Linked DNA regions of Homo sapiens: region 2 is linked to region 1. Evidence: chromatin loops called from intact Hi-C (ENCODE). Cell type or tissue: chondrocyte. All regions are shown on one strand.

Region 1 (8,000 bases):
CAGAGGCGCTCCCCACATCTCAGACGATGGGCAGCCGGGCAGAGATGCTCCTCACTTCCTAGACAGGATGGCAGCTGGGAAGAGGCGCTCCTCACTTCCCAGACTGGGCAGCCGGGCAGAGGGGCTCCTCACATCCCAGACAATGGGCGGCCAGGCAGAGATGCTCCTCACTTCCCAGATGGGGTGGCGGCTGGGCAGAGGCTGCAATCTCGGCACTTTGGGAGGCCAAGGCAGGTGGCTGGGAGGTGGAGGTTGTAGCTAGCCGAGATCACGCCACTGCACTCCAGCCTGGGCAACATTGAGCACTGAGTGAACAAGACTCCGTCTGCAATCCCGGCACCTCGGGAGGCCGAGGCTGGCAGATCACTCGTGGTTAGGAGCTGGAGACCAGCCCGGCAAATATCAGCAACTGGGAAGCCCATAAATAGCAGCAGAGGACAAATAGGATGACTCAGTAAGCCCTCTGAGTCAGACTGGCAGAGACTGGCCTTCCTTCATAATTATGGGGCATTAAACCCGTCATCTGTGAAGTCACCTCCAAGTCTCATCTCACCAATATCATGCATCTAGTTTCCTTTGAAGATGTGCAATCTTCCTCCTTGTAGCTACTAAGAAATTAAAGTGCTTGGGCTGAGAGGGCTCCTGTAAGCTAATAGTCTATGTCTTCAGCAATTAACCCCTTTCTGAGATTGGCTGGTGTTCATGCTTTTAGCTGGTCCTAGTCCTGGCTTGGGTACCCTTGAGCGTGAGTCCTCAGATAAGTCACTTCATCTCACTGAACTTCTTTCATCTAAGATGAGATAATAAAACTTGCCTAGCTACAGAGTTGTCATGAAGATTAAAGTCAATTTGGCCAACTACATGACATTTGGAAAAGGCAAACTATACAGACAGGAAATAGACCAATGATTGCCAGGGACTCGAGGATGAACAGGTGGAACACATCATATTTTTAGGGCAGTGAAACTATTCTCTATGATATTCTAATGGTGGATACATGACATTTTACGTCTTTCAAGGCCCACAGACTGCACAACACAAAGATGAGCCCTGATGTAAACTGTGGACTTCATTTAATAATAATGTATCCATACTGATTGATGAATTGTAACAAATATACCTCAGTAATGCCAGATATTAATAGTAAAAGAAACTTCAGGGAGAAGAAAATGTAGGTAAGTGGGAATCCTCTTCACTTTCAGGCCAATTTTTATGTAAACCTAAAACCGTTCTAAAAATAATTTTTTGTGACATTACCAGGCCAAAATGAATTAATTTAATTTAAAAAGTAAAATACAAATAATTTTTTAAATCAGTTTGGATAAGATATGTGAAAGTATTTGACAAACTCTAAAGAGCTAAATAAACATAAGGCATAACACCCAAATGATCTTAAAGAACTTAATTGTGAAAGTTCTTTTGGGGATCTGACAAGTAGAGCCCCAGGTGATGTCTTAATTACCTGTCTCCATGCCTTAGAAGTTGGTTGAGATAGAAGGGTGGGTAGGACTTCTATGACCAGTTTGCCTTCACTGCTGACTGAAAAGATTTCTACCAAATCCAAATCATGGTACAAATATTCTACCCTTCACACAACTACTACCTCTTTGAAATTGCTCAGGAAAGTTTAATACACATACACACTACCTTTCAGCATGTTTCCTTTTGATTCTCTGTGGCTCTCACCCTGTCCAATATTTAGCAGTCATGTTTGATTAAGGTCACATTTTTCAGAGGTGAAAAAGCGATGAGAAGATTTCAGGATTAAGTTCAGGATTAAGTTCAGTTAGGTTAGGAAGGAAAATCTTTCCTCCTTGTAAGCCAGAGAATGCCTGACATAGACAAAGCTTCTTACAGTGTTTCGTTGTTGGGACTGGGGGTTGAAAGGGTGGCTCTTGCTGGAGCCTGGAAAACATTATCTCTGATGCCCACTATATCTGTGTCAGTTAGGGAGGATAAATTGTGGGGCAAGAAAGAGGACCAGTGGGGTCAAAAATTAGCATAGATCATGCAGAAATGACAGACAGGGATTCAAACTCAAGAGAGAGGAAGCTGTTGTTCAGGCCTTGCCAAGTGAGATTAGCTAGCTAATTTCAGCCAGCTTATTCTGGGATAGTGGTGGTCAATTGCATTTCCTCTCCTGGATAATGCATGTACTTTTGACAAGAACCTTCAAAGCTTTTGAAAAAGACCTTCAGTGTTCATCACACAATGATCACTGGAACTCTGTTCTAGGAGCTATTAATAGACTTGCCATGAAAAAAGAAGTTCTATGGTCAAATAACTAGGAAATGCTTAACATGATGGAGCCCTTTGTGAACAATTATGACACACATTCGTACGTTGCAGGCTCTGGGCACCCTGCAGCTAAGAAAACTATTTAGTTTTGTTTAACTCCAACATGTCCCAGGTTTATGTGCACTTTGAGCACATTTTACTGTATGCTTACTAACATTTCCTAGAATATCAGCATAGGAAAAAATTGGTTTTAAAAAAGGAAGCAGGCTGAACATGGTGGCTCACGCCTGTAATCCCAGCACTTTGGGAAGCCAGGGTAGGCAGATCCCTTAAGGTCAGGAGTACGAGCCAGCCTGGCCAACATGGTGAAACCCTGTCTCTACTAAAAATACAAAAATTAGCCGGGCGTGGTGGTGCATGCCTGTAGTCCCAGCTATTTGGGAGGCTGAGGCACGAGAATCACTTGAACCCAGGAGGCAGAGGTTGCAGTGAGCCGAGATCATGCAACTGCACTCCAGTCTGGGCAACAGAGTGAGACTCCATCTCAAAAAAAAAAAAAAAAAAAAAAGGAAGCAACTAATGGTGGAAGTAAAGCCACCCTGACATGATAACAAAAGCGTCATTTTGGGGAAATGACCTCATATCAGCAGTTTCCCCACTCATCCAGAGGTGAGTATGGTGTACTCTCCATGTAGTGACAATAAATATATTTATTAAATAAATAAATCCTGTGTCCATGATTTCTCCACAACTCCATGTTAGATCCTGTTATCATCCATTAGGTATTAAAGTGCTCTCAGCCAAGGAGCACTCGGGGGTTAGCTCTAGATTCTGAGGTAATACTACCAGAAACTAGAAAACGAGGAGAAACAGGTGTCTGAAAAGAGAATCAGAATCTGATGCGAGGAACTGAAGAAAAGCAAGCTGCAAAACTGACATCTCTTGCACTGCCTCCACTCACTATCTGACTATGTAGACAGAAACATCTAGGTTTTAGGTTGGTGCAAAAGTAATTGCGGTTTTTGCCATTAAAAGTGTATTTAAGAATTAACATCCCTAATGAAAGGTACTAGAAGTTTAAGCCACTCTAAATACTAATAAGATACATAGTGTTTGCACATAGAAGGATGGAAAAACAGGCAATGAGAAAGACTTCTTTGCTGCACGTAACTGTCAATGAATGTGGAAGCTTAGTTGTTCGGAATCTAATAGTTGAGACCAGTTTTCAAAACCACTCCCAATTTCAGGGCGCAGAATGTCTTAGTAACACCTACAAGTTTCATCTAACGAATATGACTAAAGCCAGAAAGCAGCCCTGAGGTTTTTCCACAGAGAGTCCGCCCTGCCTGGGTCATACATGCCCCTATGCAAAGTGGGCCCAGCACTGTCCCCTCCTGGTGCTCGCGCTGCGGGGGAGCAGAGCCAGGGTGGAAACCTGCTATGGGCAGAATGAGGCTGTGCTGGGCTGGAATGAGCCACTCCTTTAGAGAATCTAAATGAGGATAAAGAATTTCTGAACCAGCTAGGGGCCAAAACCCATCCAAGAATAGAAGTGGAAGGGACTCAAGCTTTTTAAGTTTCTTCCACAGCAATCCAGATTCCAACATTGTTTCTAAGGAGGCTTTTGTTTCCCTGGAGAACTCTAGTTTCAAAGTGGACTTTCTTGCACAAAGAGCGCTTCAATAAAATTGGTTGCGTGAGTGAGTGTTAAGTGTGAATTCAAAGAAGAATATTAGGCTGGGTCTCAGGCATATGTTACTATTACACTATGTATCTTATTAGTATTCAGAGTGGCTTAAACTTCAAGTACCTTTCATTTGGGATGTTAATTCTAAAACATACTTTTATGGCAAAAACTGCAATTACTTTTGCACCAACCTAATACCTAGTTTCTGTCTACATCTCAGAAGCCAGAGGTGCCTCATGAGAACACTGAGGTACCCAGACAAGGACCACATCCAGACAGGAAGAGCACACAGCACAGTGGCTGTGAGCATGGGTTTTCCATGAGATAGACCTCAGTTAGAATCTCAGCCTCAACACTTACTAGCCATGCAATCAGGGGAAATCTTGCTGTATGATCCTGCTGAGCCTTGGTTTCCTTAACTGTAGAGAGACTAAGAATCTCTAACTTACTTGGGGATTCAATGCAATAATATGTATCACAGACCAGGCACAGTGGCTCACGCCTGTAATCCCAGCACTTTGGGAGGCTGAGGTGAGTGGACCGCTTGAGTCCAGGAGTTTGACCACCCTAGCAACATGGTGAAACCCCATCTCTACCAAAACTACACACACACACACACACACACACACACACACACACACACCAGCCAGGCATGGTGGCACTTGCCTGTAGTCCCAGCTACTCAGGGGGCTGAGGTGGGAGGATCACCTGAACTTTGAAATTTGAGGCTGCTGTGAGCCAAGATGGCACCACTACACTCCAGTCTGGGAGACAGGAGTGAGAGCCTGTCTCAAATAATTATAATAATACATGTAATATTTAGCATTTTACCTGGCATATCAGTACTTGATATATTGTAGTCATTATAAAGGTCAAATTTCTCTCTAGGACTGGGTTAGAAAATATGAGGAAAATAGATAAGTTCATAGAACTAATTAGAAAAGAGAGAAAGTTAAACTCTCCTATGACTTGATAAAATGTCTGTAGAAAAAGACAATTTCAGCAGGGTTGCATCAGATAAATTGAACCCATCCCCTGCCACATTTGTTCCTGGGCCTTTATATCCTCAGCATGACATTGAACTGATAGGACCAGAAGGTACTGGGAGAAATGTAAAGATGGGATGTGACTGAATTTGGGGTGGGTGCTTTGCTTCGTAGGAATTCTTTGGTTTTTGGAGAAGAAGGCCAAACTGTGATTTTGTCATGAAGCTGTCATGAAACTGGCATTTTATGATCATTTTTAAACTTCCATTATAGTTTTAAATAAGTTCCTGGCAGTCTTCAACTTTTACAAAGTCTTCCTGGAAACAGGGTCAGAAAACAAAAAGGGTGAAGCCAAATCCCTTTCCCCTGACATTTGCTGTGCTAGAAAGACAGACCGGGGTCCCTCTCAAAGCTGGCTGCCCCTCACTTCCCAGTTCCCCTGGTTCCTGTGTGCCATTCAGACACCCCACTGCAGTGCTTTCAGCCCACAGGATAGAAAGGAAAAGCTCATGGCTATTGTTATAAAACACAGTTATAAGATCAATGGAATGGTTTTGAATGCATTTGCTTGCTAATGGGAATTTTTACAAGAGGGAAATAAAAGAGAAATTAGTTCAAATTTCCCTAGACAGATGTCTTAAAGAAATCTGAGCCTTCCAAAATGCTACCAAAAAGCTTTTCTAAATTCTGCAAACGAAGCAAAATTGTTGTTAGTTAAATGCGTAATGTTTATTATCACCAGCATATTAGTTTTAGAGAAAATTTACACCACAGTGGAGTTGTATTTTCATGTACTACGAGTACATTTTGTCAATCATTAGGGTCCCTGCTAAAATCAAAGTAACAATATAGTAAGCCCATTTTAAAGAAGCTAGAAAACAGTTTTACTATTTTTTTATTGGTTTGGAAACTTGTGCTGTTGTGTTTTTTCTTTAATGACATCATTAAGTATCCGGCCAAATATCCCTGTCCAAGGAATTCAGTCTTTAATTATTACATTTTTCCATGGGAATAAACACTGTCACTGAGTGTTACAACTTAGTTTCTAAAAGTACATGGTGGCCAGAAGCCTGCTAGCCTCAGAGGTATTTCCACAAGTTTAGCAGTGTCAAAACTAACTGAGTTACATCAGCTATTTGTTGAAAGAGTCCCACCAAAATCTGATAAAAGGCCCATAAAGGAATCAGAATGTTTGCTTATTTGTCTGTTTAAAGTAGTGTCAGAGTAATAGATCAATACAACATAGGGGCTGCTTATATTGTTCAGAGGAATAGTATATTAAAAAATGCTATTCTTGATCAAAGTAGACCCCCAACATGATAACACATAAGAGAATCTGGAATTCTAAAACTACAAGAAACGGGGAGAGATAGGAAGTAAGCACAAAATAAGGAGAAACCTTCAATAATCAGCTTTAGTTTAGCTGATCATTGAACGACAATATTTACTATAGTGTTTTCTGTCTTTGCTAGTTTAACCACATGTTCTGTTTTTCAATTCAAGATCAGGGCATTTTTATATTCACTTTGGGGAAATCATATGTCAAGAAACATTTACTTGTATATCCCCAAACATTCAGATTTCATGGTAAAAATTAATGTACATGACATACATTTAGACAACAGCTACTGGTTGCCCCCTCCAAAAAAAGTCAAGGTGCCACAAAGACTGAGCTCTTGATGTGAGGAAAACAGTCATTATAAGCAGTCCTGTGGTCCCTGAGAAAAAGGATTCCTTCACTCTCTGAAGAGGAATTTATTTATACAGCATGAACAACTATCTGCTGAATTTTAATTCTGTCCTTTCTCAGAAATAAGTTTGGGCTCTGCTTTTAAAAACAAGCCCAGGAAATAACAGTTTGCAGGGGCCTGAAATCAGAAGCCTGCAGACTGCTGGCAGGAAAGTTCAATATTCATATTCATTTTCATTCTACAATCGACCTCATGTACCAGAAGGCTTTTCCTCAACTTGAAATCTCAGTGTTCCCTCAAACAAGTCGCAGCATGTGTTTGCCTCACACATGACACTAACTCTTACTTTTGGACTGAAACAAAAGCCAAAGGTGAATCCTGGTGACCGTCAAGACTCCAGGAATGACCCAGCATTGATTATGGGCTCCTTGGAGAAATTCAGACAAATATGAGAAAACAAATAGGGGTGGAGCCAGAATTTAGGTTGGTGGGGCACTGAGAAACTTTTTTTCTCATTTGCATATTTTCCATTATTGTTGTAACACATGCTTCATTCACAGGGTATGTGACAATCCAGAAGGACACCACTCTCCAGGATGACCTGTGTCTGAGTGTAGAGTTTCAGAGACCAGGCCATTCACTTGGCACAGTTACCAAGAATGGTCTTTTGGAGTTTTTCAGAGTGGTTGGAGTTTCTCAGAGATACGTCCTCATTGTTTGATTTTCTTACATAATATGTACTCCCTTGGTAATCACATCTGCATTTTTAATTATTAACTATATTCAAATCCTCTGGCCCCTCCACTGAGCACCAATGATATATAGCCAACTCTTGTGGACATCCCCACTGCTGGTCCTACAGCCCATCACATTCAGCAATGCTTGCATCATCCCCCCCTCTTTCCCAAACCACTCTCCTTCCTGTCTGTTGCCTAAGCAAATACCACTTCCATCCAGCAAAGCTCCTCAGCCAGACACCTGACTTTCTCTCCCTCACAACCACCCATGACCAAGCCTGTCAATTTCACCTCCTATTAATAATTTCCCCTGAACCAGTCCACTCCCCTCCATCTCTATCACCACCATCCTGGGGGAGGAGACCACTACCATCTCAAACCTATGTTACACACAGTCTTCCTAACTGAAATGCTGAGCCTCTTCTAAAGCACTAGAACTTTCAAAGGCTCAGTCCTACCTTTCTCACCCTCCTGCTCAAAACCTACTCCCACTGCCATTTGTCTAAACAAAACTCTTTTATGTGGCATGAAAGGCATTTCTTGATCTATCTCCTTTATCTTGAAAATCTCATCCCTTGCACTCCATAATCTAGTCATGCTACAACCTAGTCACAGTATTTCGATTACCTGTTTTGTTTTAATTTTGTTTTTTGTGGTTTTT
Region 2 (8,000 bases), 180 kb after region 1:
TATAAGCAAAGTGTATGAGATAGGTACTGGTCCATGATCAATGTTCAATGAGCCCCTTCCTTATTTCTCAGCCTTAGTAATATTTAAGTGCTTTTCTTCCATAAGTTACCAGGCATAAGGTGTTATCTACAGTCCTCGCAGAAGAGTAAGATGTCTCGTCGAATCTATCCCCTGGTTTATGTCTCCCACACTATTCTTATTTAAATGGAATTATCCTGTTTATCACATAGGCATTTTACAGATAGACTCTGTAATATTAGTGCCATGCAGAGCATTATAGCCATGCTAAAATATCATTTTTCCTGGGAAATAATATCAGTATCAAGGTGTATGGCAAGAAAATATAAATCTTTCAACGGGCTAAGAATTAAAAAAAGAGTAATGATTCTGTACAATTATAGTATAAGAAAAATGAGGGTGGATATTTAGGTAGTGTTGATTAGAAAGTAGAAAACAATCATTTGCTGCCGTGACTGATTTATGGTTTCCTCTCAGTGCACATGTTGAGGTTATTTCCTCCAGAAGGAAGCTGTAGACAAATTCATAATTTATAATATTTAGAAATACACTTGTGATAATGTGGCTAGTGTTAACAGGAGAACAGGAGAACAGCTATTCCAAGGCTTACGCTACTGTTTTTAGGATGTTGATGGTACTATTTCTATGACCATTAATAATTTTAATGCTTGTCAATAAATCTTCTTTTCATACTAATAGCTGCATGAAGCACCATAGGCATAGTAAAAAGAATTAGGGAAGCTGGATTTGAGACAAGCTTCTTTACGCTCTGGCAATGGAATTCTTTCCCCTAATTCCACGAACTTCACTTACCATATCGATAAAATGTGTAAAACATAGTGCGATATGTTAAAGCACTGTAAAAATGATAAAGTAACATAGCATAACCATTGATTTGTGAATGTTAGTTGAGGAATACTACAGTATAGTCCTTGTCAAATCTATGAAAATTATATGTGTATGTGTTATGATATCCAAAGGGTAAGATCTTTTTAAATATTAACCACAGATATGAATTTCAGTGGTTGGTTGGCTATTTTTTTTAATGTAATTTTCCCAGTTACTTCACCCAACATTCTCTGCTCTCTAGTATAATGACTCCCAGATATTCATTTGGGCCCAACACAAAATTAGCTTTTTTGTATTTCCTGTGCAAAATTTTCTAAACCGTGTTATTTTTAAAAGATTAAAAATAAGTCTATTAAGAAAATTGAAGTTATCAAATTAGATTAATAAACAGATATAAACTTGAAACATCCTCTACCACATAATCTGCACATGGCTGTAGAAAGCATAATTTTTGTGGAGCCTCACAACATTGCAAGTAAGTAATTTTTTCATCCCAATTGGTTATTTAGATTTGTTTTCCTATCTAGAAAGTCTGGGTTCTAGGCCTTTGTCCTAAAAACTTTACACAACTTTAAAACTGAATATCTTTAGTCTTAATGAAACCTGAATGACTGTGTAAATGAATTCCTATGTATTTCTACAATTTCATTAAGAGTATGATATATGAAAGTATCACTGAAGCATGAATTTCCTGATCATGACAATTACTGCCACAATCTTATATTCACACACTCTGTGGTGACCCATTTCTGGGTTGGAAATCCAAAACAGAGTATGAATCATATAAATACACATGATTTCAAGATTAAGGAGGTTTTATCCCGACTTCCTTGGGGTGGGAAGCATCAAGGAGGAGTTAATCTTACTGTGCATCAGCCTCTAACCATATTCATGAAAGTGAAAATTTGATTGTCCTAATTACAAATGAGGTTGTCATGGTTGTTATTTTTCTGATTTATTGCCTGTCAATGACAGACACCAACAATAGATCTTGAATTCTTGAAATATAACACAGATACCCCCTCTTACCTTTTAAATGGAAAATACTTTATTTTTCTTCCCTAGAAAAGGGTATGCTGTTTAGGATTGTGCCTGTGTGCATGTGTGAGTGTGCATATCCAAACATGCTTGTTCACATGTTGATTGTGGGAAGTGGTTGACATGTATCAACTAATTTAAAATTCACAACAATGGGAAGGATTGTATTTCCTATCAGTTCATTGTAAATTACAGCTAATAAATGAGATAAATTGAATCAATACACATAGCTATCTGATTCAAACTACTGCATGTATGTCTCTGTGTGCTTGTGCATGAGGGATACATGTATTTGCATGTATACTTACAAAAATTGTTGCAGCATATTGCTAATCCGGATCTTGTCAGGAGTCCAGCTACAGTACTATGCATAATTTTCCTCTGTCAGTTTGTATCACTGGCCAAAATCTAACAGATGTTTCTAAGAGTAAAGGCACTGGGAATTAACACTGTTGTCATTGATGAAGTACAAGTGCTCACACAGCCATCTTTATTTCATGCCTGTGAGGTTGATTAGCCACATTTCTAGTTTGGGAGTCAGGTATGCCTATTCTTATACCTTTTAGATTAATAAAACACCATTTTGAAGTTTTGGGTTGACAATAAAAAATGTACCTCAACTTAAAACTGATATCCAATGTCCTTGCACAATTTTTTGCAAACATTATCCTTTCCACAGCAAATATCTTAACTTTGTTTTGAAAATTAATTTATCATAAATGGAAAAGTTTATTTCTGGATTGATATTCAATTTTTTCTATTGATCCAGATACTTATAGTTATACCAATACCATACCCTACTGATTACTGTAACTTTATAGTGAGTTTTAAAATCAAGTAATGTAAGTCCTCTAGCATTACTTTTTTTCCCGAGTTTTTCTGGCTACTTAAAGGCCTTTACATCTTCAGGTAAATTTTAGGTGAGTTTATGAAATTTAACAACAAAAAAATTCTGCTTGGATTTTGACATTGAATTGAATCTATAGATCAATTTTGGGGTGAATTGCCGTCTTTATAATATTGAGTCTTCCAATCAATGAAAATGGAATGGCCTTCATTTATTTGGAACAATTATCTCACCAATACTTTGTAGTTTTAGTTGAATATGTCTTGAAGTTATTTTATTAAATGTATTCCTAAGTATTCTATATTATGTTATTATAAAATAAATTATTTTCATAATTTCATATTTAATTATTTGTTGTTAGTACATAAAAATACAATTTATTGATCTTACATCTTACAACCTTGCTAAACTTCTTTATTAGTTCTAGTAGTTTTTAATGCAGATTTGTTAGGATATTCTACAAAATGATGTCCTCAGGGAATAAAAACAGTTTTACATCTTCCTTTCTTGGTAGAATGACATTAATGTTTGCTCTGATGGATGTATTGATTGTTTCATTAATAGATTTGCCTTACAATAATGGCAAGAACACCTGTACAATACTGAGTATCTTTCTATGTATTTGTGTTTTATTGTGGATTTATTAGATTATTTAGAAATGTGCTATTTAATACCTAAGAATTTGGATATTTCCCGTCTCTCTTGATTTCTCGTTTAATTACACTATGTACATAAATAATATATTACATTAATTTGAATCACTCAAATTTGTTAAAGTTTCCTTTACAATATGTCTGTTTTGGTGAATGTTCCCCATATACTTGAAAAAAATATGCCATTCATGTGTTTGAGTAGAATGTTCTATAAACATCCATTAGATCCAGTTGCTTGATAATGTTGTTCTAAATTCTTGCGGTTTTCTATCCATTTATCATTTACAGATAAATGTTGAAGTTCTCTATTGTGAATCTGTATGTTTCTTCTTTCTCTTCTGTCAGATTTTTCCATTTATAAAACACTTCGTTAGACATATCCCCATTTGAGATTGTTGTGTCTTTTAGGTGAATTGATCATTTTATCTTTATATACTATCTCTTTTTGTTTTGTTAGTTTTCTTTGTTCTAACCTCTGTTTTGTCTCCAGCTTACTACTGATTTGTTTTTGCATGGTATAACTTTTTTCCATGTTTCTAACTGTAGCCTATCTATATCATTGTTCTTAAAGTGGGTTTACTTTAGATGGCGTTGGTTTATTACCTTTTAATACATTATCCAAATCTAGTCTCTTTCATTAGTGTTTTAAGACCACTTACATTTAATGTAATGAATGATATATTTGGATTTCAGTCTATTTTTTCTTATTTACCTTCTGTTAGTTCCCTCTGCTTTTTATCTCTCTTTTTTCCCTTCCTTTTTCTGCCTTCTGTTTGGGTTATTTAAACATGTGTACAAAGCATTTCACTATAATTTATCTAGTTTCAAGATTATTTATTCATTTATTTACACTAGTCTTTTCACACTAATTTGTTGTCCTGGGGATTAAAATTTACAAACTAAACTTTTATAGTCTTCTTAGAATTAACACACTCCAATTTCAATTGAATATAGAAAGCACTTATTTGTACTTCCAAATGTATTCTGTAATCAATTTGTCTATACATTGTTTTACTTTTTTTCCATAAAAATGCATGGTATTTTAATTGAAATTCTAACAATTTTAAATTAATTTAGGAAAAATTACATTTAACATGTTGAGTTTTTCTTGATATGTGTTGACATTTGTTCAAGACCACCTTTTTTTCAGGAATATTTTTAAGATTTTTGGTTGTTAAAGCTGTTTCTTGTTAAATTTATATGTGGTTCTTTTATTTATCTCTATTCTATCTTAAGTGGGTCATTTTCTTTCCTTATGTATTTATTTTTTGAATGTGCATAAAAAGATACTGATCTTTTGAATATTATTTACATCTCTAGTGAATTTACTAGATTCCCTTATTTTTTCCCATAAATCTGCCAATTTTGTTGAGTTTTATTGGCACATTTATGTGCATGTTTATACCATTTACATCAAAGGTGACATTACTTCTTCCTTTCCAATTTTTATACTCCATTTCTGGTGCCTAATCACATTGGCTAACTTCTCTACAATGGCGTTGAATTGTCATAGAGATGGTGGCCTTCCTTGTCTAGTTCCAGACAAAGGAAAATAACAGAAAAAGTAATAAAGAAGCTGCTGGTGTGTTACAATTAAATCAGAACTCTTGTTTGCTGGAGGGTTACATCTCTATCTAATCTACATCTACGTCTACATCTACTGTGTCAAGGAAGTATTTAAGTGCTTTTTACAGGAATTGTCTGTTTAAGGCTTTTTCAGATTTTCTTAAGATGGTTATATGATTTATTTCATTTTTTAGAATTTTATATTTAATTGACAATAAGTAAAAATGATTGTGTACATCACATACACTGTGATGTCTATATACACGTGTACATTGTGGAATGATCAAATCAAGCTAATTAACGTCTATCACCTCACATACTCATTTGTGGTGAGAAAACTTAAAATCTATTCCCTTCACATTTTCAAATATACATTATTATTAACTACAGTCACCATGCTGTGCAATCGATCAGCAGTACTTATTCCTCCAGTCTAACTAAAACTTTGCACCCATTTACCAATGTCTCCCCTTTGCTTTTCACCCCACTCCCCCCACCCCTGGTAACCATCATTCTACTCTCAACTTCTATGAGTTCAACTTTTTTATATTCCAGATACAAGTGAGACCATGTGGTATTTGTCTTTCTGTGCCTGTCTTATTTTACTTAGTGTAATGTCCTCTAGATTCATTTATGTTGATGCAAATGACAGAATTTCCTGTCCTTTTTGGGCTGAATAATGTTCCATTGTGTGTGTGTGTGTGTGTGTGTGTATTTACCCCTTCATCCATATTGAACACTTAGGTTGTTTCTGTATCTTGGCTATTGTGAATAATGCTGCAATGGACATGGGAGTGCACATAACTCTTCAGCATACTGATTTCATTTTGTTGGGATATATACCCAGAAGTGGGATTGCTGGATTATATGGTAATTCATTTCTATTTGTTTGAGAAATCTTCATAATGTTTTCCAAAATGGCTGTAATGACTTATATTCTCATCAACAGAGTGCAAGGGTTCCCTTTGCTTCACATCCTTGCCAACACTTGCCATCTTTCATCTTTTTGGTAATAGGCATTCTAACAGGTGTCATTATTGTTTTTATAAATTGCATTTCCCTGATAATTTTTGTACTTAAGCATTTTTTATATATCTATTTGCCATTTGTATGTCTTTTCTTGAGAACTGTCTATTCATGTACTTTGTTTATTTTTAAATAGGGTTATTTGCTTTCTTGTTATTGAGTAATTTGAGTCTCTTATATATTTTAGATATTAACTCCTCATGAGATGGGTTATATGTAATTTTTTTTTCCCAATCTATGGGTTGTCTCTTCATTCTACTGATTTTTTTCCTTTGCTGTGCTGATGCTGTTTAGTTTGATGTAATCCCATTTGTCTATTTTTGTTTTTGTTGCCTGTGCCTTTGTGGTCATATCGAATAAATCACTGCCTAAACCAATGCCATGGGTATTTGGGCTCTTTTTTGGTTCCATATAAATTTTAAAATATTTTTTCTAGTTCTGTGAAGAATATCATTGGCGGTTTGATAGGAATAGCATTGAAACTGTAAATCACTTTGGGCAGTATAGCCATTTTAATGACATTGATTTTTCCTATTAATGAGCATGGGATGTTTTTCCATTTGTTTGTGTCTTCTCTGATTTCTTTGAGCAGTGTTTTGTAATTCTCATTGTAGAGATCTTTCACCTTCCTGGTTAGCTGTATTCCTGGGTAGTGTGTGTGTGTGTGTGTGTGTGTGTGTGTGTGTGTGGCAATTGTGAATGGGATTTCCTTTTTGATTTAGCTCTCAGTTTAGTTGTTGTTGGTGTATACAAATGCTAGTGCTTTTTGTACATTGATTTTATAGCCTGCAACATTGCTGAAGTTGTTTATCAGCTGAAGTTGATACTGATTTTAATGATAAAAAATTCCTCCAATATATGATAAATCTAGACAATAGGTTTTATTGTATTTTTTGAGATTGTATATGTTTCTTTTATATTTCCTGTTTGATCACAGTATTTAAAATATTTTAATACTATTAAATGTAAAGTATTTTTTAAATTTTGTCATTAATTTCTACTTATATGTGATTTCTGATTAATACATTTGTATTATTCATTTTCTTGTAATGTGTCAAGTTTTTCCTTGTAGTCAACTACAACAAATTTTATGAATATTCTATTTTTATTTGAAAAGACTGTGTGTGTGTTTATTACCTTCTTAATCATGCTCTTTTCATTTTCTATATCTTTACTAATTTTTGTTGATTTTATTTGTCCTGGATTGAGAATCTGTGTTTTAGATTCTTCATTTTAGTGTATTTTTCTCTAAAGCATTTTTTAGTTTTATTTTCTCTTACAAACTTATTTTTATTTTTTCTTGAAGCTCTGTATTTTCTTCCTCATGAAGATTTTTGCTGCATTATTGAGGCTATAGACATTAATATCTGGTGTTTTCTTTGAGTATTAAAACTTTTAATATTATAAAGTGAACTAGAATCTATTATGATTTTATTCTGAAAGTAATCATGCTAGACACTAATATTTTATTCTTCACTCTCTTCCTACTTCTCCATAGTTCATCATTGTCACGTTTTTATGTTTAGGCTTTCTGGATTTCATTGTTTTAGGTTTGTCTCGAGTGTTCTGGATAGGGTGAGTAAGCCTCTCTAACTTTTTAAATATTATCAATACGTTTGGCTTCAGTTCTCTTGTGGTCGTTTCATTTCTATTTTATTTTTTTCTATCACTTTTTATTATTTAAGTTTTATACTTTCGTTCAAATGCTCAAATTTTTATACTTACTTTTGTATGTAATGTTCTCATCTCTGTCCCCCAAATTTGGATACGGTGTATCGGTTCCCTACTATTAGCTATAATGAACTTTACCAGTCAACTCTTCTTCCTCCTTTTCTCCTTTTCCTCCAAGATTTAATGTGAAGTAAAAATCTTTTATACCCATAGTTTTGTAGTTCAACTCTATCTTCTTTATGAGACATATACAATACCTTTTTCATTATGATGTTCATTTTATTTCAGTTTACCAGAAAAAAACAATATTAATTTACTACTCATGGCTAAAT

The links. Peaks named below come from ENCODE experiments on the same cell type or tissue, not always from the same donor. Only the 100,000 strongest peaks of a DNase experiment are listed, where the experiment ranks them.
Region 2: a loop joins it to region 1, with 9 times the contacts of the local background. A loop is called at or near these places in 4 of 110 quality-filtered maps.

What each region holds. Positions count from the first base shown.
Region 1 is chr15:20,204,194-20,212,193 of GRCh38, forward strand. No RefSeq gene overlaps it. Among named protein-coding and RNA genes, the nearest start is that of FAM30B, 200 kb to the left of the region's middle. In chondrocyte, no CTCF peak of the experiment used is centred here; DNase peaks (open chromatin) are centred at 140 and 3,643.
Region 2 is chr15:20,387,856-20,395,855 of GRCh38, forward strand. No RefSeq gene overlaps it. Among named protein-coding and RNA genes, the nearest start is that of GOLGA6L6, 150 kb to the right of the region's middle. In chondrocyte, no CTCF peak of the experiment used is centred here; no DNase peak of the experiment used is centred here.